Regions from separate parts of the Homo sapiens genome. Here region 2 is linked to region 1. A link is an interaction called in ENCODE POLR2A ChIA-PET data of the cell type or tissue named here. Cell type or tissue: B cell. All regions are shown on one strand. Each heading gives the region's core, and the rest is flanking DNA. Links, peaks and the distances in the headings are about the cores only. Region 1 overlaps SNX15 (sorting nexin 15). Region 2 has its middle 2.8 kb from the start of MAJIN.

Region 1 (4,383 bases), core at 297-4,296:
CCGTACCTGGCCTATAATTTTTTTTTTTTTTTTGAGATGGAGTCTCACTGTGTTGCCAGGCTGGAGTGCAGTGGCATGATCTCAGCTCACTGCAACCTCTGCCTCCTGGGTTCAAGTGATTCTCCTGCCTCAGCCTCCTGAGTAGCTGGGACTACAGGCACTTGCCACCACGCCTGGCTAATTTTTGTATTTTTAGTAGAGACAGGATTTCACCATGTTGGTTGGCCAGGCTGGTCTCGAACTCCTGACCTCAAGTGATTCTCCCACCTCGGCCTCCCAAAGTGCTGGGATTACAGGCATGAGACACCACACCTGGCCACTCAATGGCTTTTAAATAGTTTCTTTTACCAGAATATTTTAGGCAAGTCTCTGTTGTCAAAAGCAAAGTCCAGGGTTTTAGTCCCAGCCATCTTTCTTACTTAGTGTGTGGTCTACTATGGCCACACCTCTCAGAGCCTCCATTTCCTCATCTCTTAAGTGGGCATGTCAATTATGTCTGCCTCAGTGGGATCTAGGATAAGAAATAGATGTTTTTATTTATTTATTTAGTGTGTGAGAGACAGGGTCTCACTCTCTCCAGGCTGGAGTGCAGTGGTGCAATCTCAGCTCACTGCAACCTCTGCTTAACATGCTCAAGTGATCCTCCCACCTCAGCCTTCTAAGTAGCTGGGACTACAGGTGTGTCACGCCACCACACCCAGCTAATTTTTTGTATTTTTTGCAGATACTGGGTGTCACTATGTTGCCCAGGCTGGCCTCAAACTCCTGGACTTAAGTGCTCTGCCCACCTGGGCCCCCTAAAGTGCTGGCATTACAGGTGTGAGCCACCGTGCCTGGCATAGGAGATGTTATTAAACTGTCAAGTACCCCAAACCATAGGACATTATTTTAAAATTATTATGAACATAACGATGAAAACTGAATCTTGTTTTCACCTCAGACCCAAGTCTGCCCTTCCAGGGACTTCAACTCCAGTGATGGTTTCTTCTGTGTCCAGGGCGCTGAAGCGCAGGATCTTCTCCCGCAGGGAAGGAGGTTCCTGAGGCAGAACCTCCCTTCTTTGGAGGCTTGGGGTTCTTTGGTTTCAGAAGTAGATGGAGGGACTTGGTCTGTTCAAGGAACTGGGATAAAAATTGGGCTGATGGCCGGGTGCTCACGCCTGTAATCCCAGCACTTTGGGAGGCTGAGGCGGGCGGATCACTTGAGGTCATGAGTTCCAGACCAGCTTGGCCAACATGGGGAAACCCCATCTCTACTAAAAATACAAACATTAGCAAGCGTGGTGGTGCATGTCTGTAGCTTCTTGGGAGGCTGAGGTAGGAAAATCGCTTGAACCCTGAAGGCAGAGGTGGCAGTGAGCCGAGAGTGTACCACTGCACTCCAGCCTGGGCGACAGAGCGAGACTCCATCTCAAAAAAAAAAAAGTTGGGCTGAGGTTGGAGCAGTCCAAATGGGCCTTTAGGGGTCCTCCTATTTGATAGATGGAGAAACTGAGGTACATAGTAGGAAAAGTTGCTAAAATTACACGCGAAGGCTTAAAGCCAGGGTGCCTTGATGCCAGAGGCCAATGGCCAAAGGCTACTGCCCCGTGAGGGGGACTAGGAGGCACCTGGGGCATTACAGGGTGAGAGGGTGTCAGATGGCAGTCTCTGGTCTCAACCAGCTCTTGCCTTTCTTTCTCAGTTCATCTCAAAGAAGGACCCAGAGGATGTCAAAGAGGTGAGGCTCCTGGGAGGAAGAGGGACTGTTCTGCAGTTCCAGATCTGGAAACTGTCAAGGGGCAGCTGGTAACTCTGCTTGGACATCGGCCCTCCTTCCTCCCTGTCCCTGGGCGAGGGGCTGCTGCAGCTGCTTCCTGATCCTCACGCCCCCTGGGGGCAGGCTAGGCATGGGGGCGGCTGCCTCCCACCATTGCTGGTTCTGGGCAAGTCTCATGTACCTCATAGGTGGTGGTCTGGAAGCGGTACAGCGACTTCCGCAAGCTGCATGGAGACCTGGCCTACACCCACCGCAACCTCTTCCGCCGCCTCGAGGAGTTCCCTGCTTTCCCCCGGGCCCAGGTGTTTGGTGAGTGTTAGATTGGGGCACTCGGGCCAAAGATGGAGGGAGCATTGGGCAAAAGGGGACCTCCGCCAGTGGGGGCTGGATAGAGAGGGCCTGAAACCCTGGGCAGAGTCATGTTTGGAAGGGCCCTTAGAGATGACCTCATTTGACAGATGGGGAAACTGAGGCTCAGAGTAGCCTAACCCTTACTGTGTATTTCACCTTTTAACATTCCTGTTGGGCCAGGCGTGTGGCTCACGCCTGTAATCCTAGCACTTTGGGAGGCCAAGGCAAAACTCCATCTCAAAGGAAAAAAAATCCTGTCTTTATCAGCTCCATTTTATTTTCCTTTTTCTTTTTTGTTGTTGTTGACAGCCTCACTTTGTCACCCAGGCTGGAGTACAGTGGCGCTGTCTTGGCTCACTGCAACCTCCACCTTCCAGGTTCAAGGGATTCTCTTGCATCAGTCTCCCCAGTAGCTGGGATAACAGGTGTGCACCACCACGCCTGGCTAATTTTTGTATTTTTAGTAGAGACAGAGTTTCATCATATTGGCCAGGCTGGTCTTGAACTCCTGACCTCAGCTGACCTGCCCGCCTTGGCTTCCCAAAGTGCTGGGATTACAGGCGTGAGACACTGCACCCGGCCCATCTCAATACTTAGTATATTGATTACATGTTGCAATGAGAATATTTGGGATATATTGGGTTAAATAAAATATTAAAATTAACTTGTGGCTAGGTGTGATGGCTCACACCTGTAATCCCAGCACTTTGGGAGGCCGAGGCAAGCGAATCACGAGATCAGGAGTTTGAGACCAGCCTGGCCAACGTGGTGAAACCCCGTCCCTACTAAAAATACAAATAATTAGCTGAGTGTAGTGGCAAGTGCTTGTAATCTCAGCTACTCAGGAAGCTGAGGAAGGAGAATCGCTTGAACCTGGGAGGCAGAGGTTGCAGTGAGCCAAGAGTGTGCCATTGCACTCCAGCCCAGGCGACAGAGTGAGACTCCGTCTCAAAAAAAAAAAAAAAAAAAAAATTGTTTCTTTTTTCCTATTATTTAATCTAGCTGCTAGAAAATTTAAAATTGCATATGTAGCTCATATCTGTATTAGACAGTGCTGACCAGTTGCTTGGGTCTGCATACTCATGTGAGATGTTCTTTTTTGTTATTGGTTTTTGTTTTTGTTTTTTGAGACAGAGTCTCACTCTGTCACCCAGGCTGGAGTCCAGTGGCATGATATCAGCTCACTGCAAACTCTGCCTCCCAGGTTTGAGCGATTCTCCTGCCTCAGCCTCCCAAATAGCCAAGTAGCCACCCAAGTAGTGTGCGCCACCACACCTAATTTTTTTTTATTTTTAGTAGAGACAGGGTTTCACCATGTTGGCCAGGCTGGTCTCGAACTCCTAACCTCAAGTGATCCACCTGCCTCGGCCTCCTAAAACGCTGGGATTATAGGTGTGAGCCACCGCACCTGGCCGAGATGTTCTTTTGAAGCAAGGTAAAGGATTGCTGCTGTCAGGTTATGCCAGGCCAGTGGGGAAGTACCACAGACTGGCCGCACAGTAACTGGACCAGAGTTAGCCTGCTCTGCAAAATACCTAGGACAGAGCAGTGAAACTGTGGCTCGCACCTGTAATCTCAGTGCTTTGGGAAGCCAAGGCAAGGTAATCACTTGAGCTCAGGAGTTCAAGACCAGCCTGGGCAACATGGTAAAACCCCATCTCTACAAAAAATACAAAAATTAGCCAGGCATGATTGTGTGCACCTATAGTCCCAGCTACTTGGGAGGCTGAGGCGGGAGGGCGGCTTGATCCCAGGAGGCAGAGGTTGCAGTGAGCTGAGATCGTGCCACTGCACACCAGCCTGGGTAACACAGCCAGTCCTTTTCTCAAAAAATAAACGGGGGCTCCTTGCTTTGTGACCTTGGGCAAGTCACTTTCCCTCTCTGAGCCTTACTTTTCTCATTAGATCAAAGCCATCAGAAATGCTTTTGTTTCTTGTTAACTGCCTAGCTCCCCCTGGGTAGGATATGATATTCACAAGGGCAGAGACTGGTTCCTCCCCTGTTCACCTTCTGAGTCTAGCATATAGTAGGTGCTCAGTAAACATCTGGCAAATGAATGAATAGGGAAATTGATCCCTCCTGGAAGCCCCTACCTCACCCCAGGAGGAACCAGGGCAGATTGCTGGGAGAATGGGTAGGAGGGCAGTGAGTTGCTCAGAGCATCTCAGGCAGGACCAGGAAAAGTGGCCTTGGGGCAGAAGCCCCTGTGGGTCACCGCCACTCTCCCCTGTTCCTTGTCCTGGGGGCCGTAGGCCGGTTTGAAGCCTCAGTGA
Region 2 (4,383 bases), core at 149-4,148, 58 kb before region 1:
ATCCCAGCACTTTGGGAGGCCGAGGAGGGCAGATCACGAGGTCAGGAGATCCAGACCATCCTGGCTAACACGGTGAAACCCCGTCTCTACTAAAAATAACAAAAAATACAAAAAACTAGCCGTGGTGGCGGGCGCCTGTAGTCCCAGCTACTCAGGAGGCTGAGGCAGGAGAATGGCGTGAACTCGGTAGGCGGAGCTTGCAGTGAGCCGAGTTTGCGAGATTGCGCCACTGGACTCTAGCCTGGGCGACAGAGCAAGACTCCGTCTCAAACAAAACAAAGCAAAAACAAGATTAGCCAGGCACGGTGGGGCACACCTGTAATCCCTGCAACTCGGGAGGCTGAAGCACAAGAATCTCTTGAACCCGGGAGGCAGAGCTTGCAGTGAGCTGAGATCACACCATTGCACTCCAGCCTGGGCAACAAGAGCAAAACTCCGTCTCAAAAAAGAAAAAAAAATCGGGGGGAGTGGGGGCCTGGGCGCGGTGGCTCACATCTGTAATCCCAGCACTTTGGGAGGCCAAGGCAGGCAAATCACGAGGTCAGGAGTTCAAGACCAGCCTGGGCAACATGGTGAAACTACGTCTCTACTAAAAATACGAAAATTAGAGTTGGGCATGGTGGCCACGTGCCTGTAATCCCAGCTACTCTGGAGGCTGAGGCAGGAGAATTGCTTGAACCTGGGAGGCAGAGGTTGCAGTGAGCTGAGATCACTCCAGTGCACTCCAGCCTGGGCTACAGAGTGAGGCTCCATCTCAAAAAAAAAAAAAGAAAGAAAGAAACTGCGAAGCAGTTTTCCAGAGTGGCTGTACCATTCTGCACTCCCGTCAGCAGAGTGTGAGAATTGCTCTGCATCCTTGCCAGCACTTGATATTTTCAGTTAAAAATTTTTTGCCATCCTAATAGATGTGTAGTGGTATCTAGTTATAGATTTAATTTGCATTTCCCTAACGACTAATAACGTTGAGCACCTTTTTATGGGCCCTTGGGATTCTTGAGAATTAATAAACCTATACCCTAACTCAGAAACAATTTACAGTGCTAAAGAGACTCGTATGGATTCAGACTTAGCCTGCCATACTGGAACATTTCAACAGCAACGCTCGCAGATGACAACAGAATTCAAAGCACATATACCAGATCTGTCAAGCCAGCCAGCACATGGCAAAAGCCTGGCAACAAAAAATAGCATGCTGTGTGTGTGTCTGTCTCCAAGAAGTTCAGTGTTACTTAACTATAAGAAACAGGTGGCCGTGTGCAGTGGCTCACACCTGTAATCCCAGCACTTTGGGAGGCGGAGGCGGGCAGATCACCTGAGGTCAGGAGTTTGAGACCAGCCTGGCCAACATGGTGAGACCCTGTCTCTACTAAAACAAACAAAAAACACACCACAAAATCAGCCAGGCAAGGTGGCATGCACCTTAATCCCAGCTACTTGGAGGCTGAGGCAGGAGAATCACTTGAAATCGGGGGGTGGAGGTTGCAGTGAGCTGAGACTGCACCATTGCACTCCAGCCCGGGCAAAAAATGTGAAACTTCATCTCAAAAAAAAAAAAAAAAAAAGAAAGAAAGAAAGAAAAGAAAAAGAAAGAAACAGGTGTGGAGTGGCAGGAGATATGGTTGAGGGGAGACACAGGGGCTAGACTACGAAGAAGCTTGTGCTGAGGTACTTGAGGTACTTGAATTTATCCCTACAGCAATAAGATGCTCTTAAAAGTTGGATTTTGGTCTCAGAAATATGTTCCTGAGGCCAGGCGTGATGGTTCACACCTGTAATCCCAACACGTTGGGAGACAGGAGGATCTCTTGAGGCCAGGAGTTCAAGACTCGCCTGGGCAACATAGTAAGACTCCATCTCCACAAAAAAATAAAAAAAATAGCCAGACATAGAAGTGCATGCCTGTATTCCCAGTTACTCAGGAGGCTGAGGGGGAGGATTGCTTGAGCCCAGGGGTCCAAGGCTGCAGTGAGCTGTGATCATGCCACTGCAGTCTGGCCTGGGGGACACATCGAGTCCCCCCGCAAAAAAAAAGTTCCTGGAACCTGGCTTCTTCATTTTCATTTTCATTTTCATTTTCTGCCTGCTTATTCTTACTTATCCTTCAAGGCCCAGCCCAAATGCCACCTCCTCTGAGAAGCCCTCTGTAATCCCCCTAGCCAGAAGATCAGGTCCCTTTTTTTTTTTTGCCTTTCCTTGTATTGACTGGCCAGTCTGCTTGGAGGGTGGGAACTGCAATTTACACCACTTTGGGCTTTTTTTTTTTTTTTTTTTTTTTGAGACGGAGTCTCCCTCTGTCGCCCAGGCTGGAGTGCAGCGGTGCGATCACGGCTCACTGCAAGCTCTGCCTCCCGGGTTCACGCCATTCTCCTGCCTCAGCCTCCTGAGTAGCTGGGACTACAGGCATCCACCACGACACCTGGCTAATTTTTTGTATTTTTAGTAGAGACGGGGTTTCACCGTGTTAGCCAGGATGGTCTCGATCTCCTGACCTCGTGATCTGCCCGCCTTGGCCTCCTGAAGTAGTGGGATTACAGGTGTGAGGCACCGCACCCGGCCACTTTGGGCTTCTTATGTGGCTTGACAAGGGATCTAGCACATAGAAGGTGCTAACCCATGTTTGATGAATGTTGATGAATTTTCAAATGAAGGAAGTTTACTGGGCAATCCAGCTCTGGAGTCCTGTCAGATTACACCAGTATTAGTTCTCAAACGTGGGCATGCATCAGAACTACCTAGAGGGCTTGTAGATTGCTGGACCGAGCCCCCAAGTTTCTGATTTAGTAGATCTGGGGGTCTGAGAATTTGCCTTTTGAACAAGTAAGTTCCCAGGTGCTGCTGCTGCTGGTAGAAGGGACCATACTCAGATAAACTTTGGATGAAACATTCTTTACATGTGGCTGTGGGTATAGTTCAAGTGCTTCTGAGAATCAAGCTCTGGCGGGGACACTCTCAAGGGACCATGAATCCTGTGCTTTATCACAACCATCTGACCACCTGACCCTTCAAGGGATGTCCTTGGTCTTGACTACTGTCCCACTCCTTTGACTTGGAGGCAGGATTACTTTACCCTCTCCTGGTCCCTTTATTTATTTTAATTAATTTATTTATTTTTGAGACAGAGTGTCGTTCCAGTGTCGCCCAGGCTGGAGTGCAATGGCACGATCTCGGCTCACTGCACCCTCTGCCTCCTGGGTTCAAGCAACTCTCCTGCCTCAGCCTCCCAAGTAGCTGAGATTACAGGTACCCACCACCAGGCCTATCTAATTTTTTTTGTATTTTTAGTAGAGATGGGGTTTTGCCGTGTTGGCCAGGCTGGTCTTTAACTCCTGACCTTTGGTGATCCACCCACCTCGGCCTCCCAAAGTGCTGGGATTACAAGCGTGAGCCACTGTGCCTGGGCTATTTATTTATTTATTTGAGATGGAGTCTCGCTGTTGCCCAGGCTGGAGAGCAGTGGTACAATCTCGACTCACTGCAACCTCTGCCTCCTGGGTTCAAGCAGTTCTCCTGCCTCAGCCTCCCAAGTAGCTGGGATTACAAGTGTGCACCACCACACCCGGCTAATTTTTGTATTTTTAGTAGAGACGGGTGTTCACCATGTTGGCCAGGCTGGTCTGGAACTCCTGATCTCAGGTGATCCGCCTGCCTCGGCCTCCCAAAGTGCTGGGATTACAGGTGTGAGCTACCATGCCCGGCCCTCTCCTGGTCCCTTTCTCCCAGGGACTCCCAGAAAGGCTTCTCAGAGGGGCCCTGGTCACATTGTCACATTCTGTAACTGGCTTTCCTCCCCCTAAGCAGTTCAGTCTGAGAGCCCCAGAGAACAAAACAAATCCTGTCCTAGGAAGAAGCCTAGCACCTACTGAGGAAGAATTGAGTGCTGGGAATAGGGCCCCCATTAACAGCCAGCCCCTGAAGCTCTTAGGGAAATGCTCTGCAGACCCATGATCTCCCCAAGAGGGTCAGAACCAGGTCTTGTTCCTTAGAGAGCTGCTGCTGCTTCTTGGGCCTGTGCAGCTTCCCAGCCTCCAAGGCTGAGGGAAGGAGCCACTTAATCAACAGCTCCATTTCCTGCAGCACCTGGGGCTCCCCAACCCCTACCACCTCCCTTTGGGCTTCCCAGGTCAATTACCTGCCAGGCAACGGGCCTCAGCTCAGAAAATCTGACCAGCCAGAGACTGGTCTGACGGGGCCATGGGGAATTGAAATGACTTGACTCAGAGAGGCAACCCTGGGGGTAGGGACAGGGGGATCTGCCCCCACCCTTAGGGTAGTGTAATTCAGTCTTCAGTTTACCACTCCCTCTCTGTGTGTTGGGTGTCTGACTCACAGTAAGGCTGTGAAACCCATTGACCATCCAGGTATGAGCCTTGTGGAGATTGAAGA

Evidence for each region. Peaks named below come from ENCODE experiments on the same cell type or tissue, not always from the same donor. Only the 100,000 strongest peaks of a DNase experiment are listed, where the experiment ranks them.
Region 2: POLR2A ChIA-PET joins it to region 1 with 6 read pairs; 5 of 35 experiments call an interaction of 5 or more read pairs at or near these places.

What each region holds. Positions count from the first base shown.
Region 1 is chr11:65,030,485-65,034,867 of GRCh38, forward strand. It overlaps SNX15 (sorting nexin 15), which reads left to right. Exons shown (of 8, transcript NM_013306.5): 2 at 1,684-1,719; 3 at 1,947-2,067; 4 at 4,363-4,383. ARL2-SNX15 (ARL2-SNX15 readthrough (NMD candidate)) reads left to right here. Exons shown (of 11, transcript NR_037650.2): 5 at 1,684-1,719; 6 at 1,947-2,067; 7 at 4,363-4,383. Among named protein-coding and RNA genes, the nearest start is that of SNX15, 5.2 kb to the left of the region's middle. In B cell, for the core only: no CTCF peak of the experiment used is centred there; no DNase peak of the experiment used is centred there.
Region 2 is chr11:64,972,700-64,977,082 of GRCh38, forward strand. No RefSeq gene overlaps it. Among named protein-coding and RNA genes, the nearest start is that of MAJIN, 2.8 kb to the left of the region's middle. In B cell, for the core only: no CTCF peak of the experiment used is centred there; DNase peaks (open chromatin) are centred at 1,832 and 1,952; H3K27ac peaks cover 711 bases.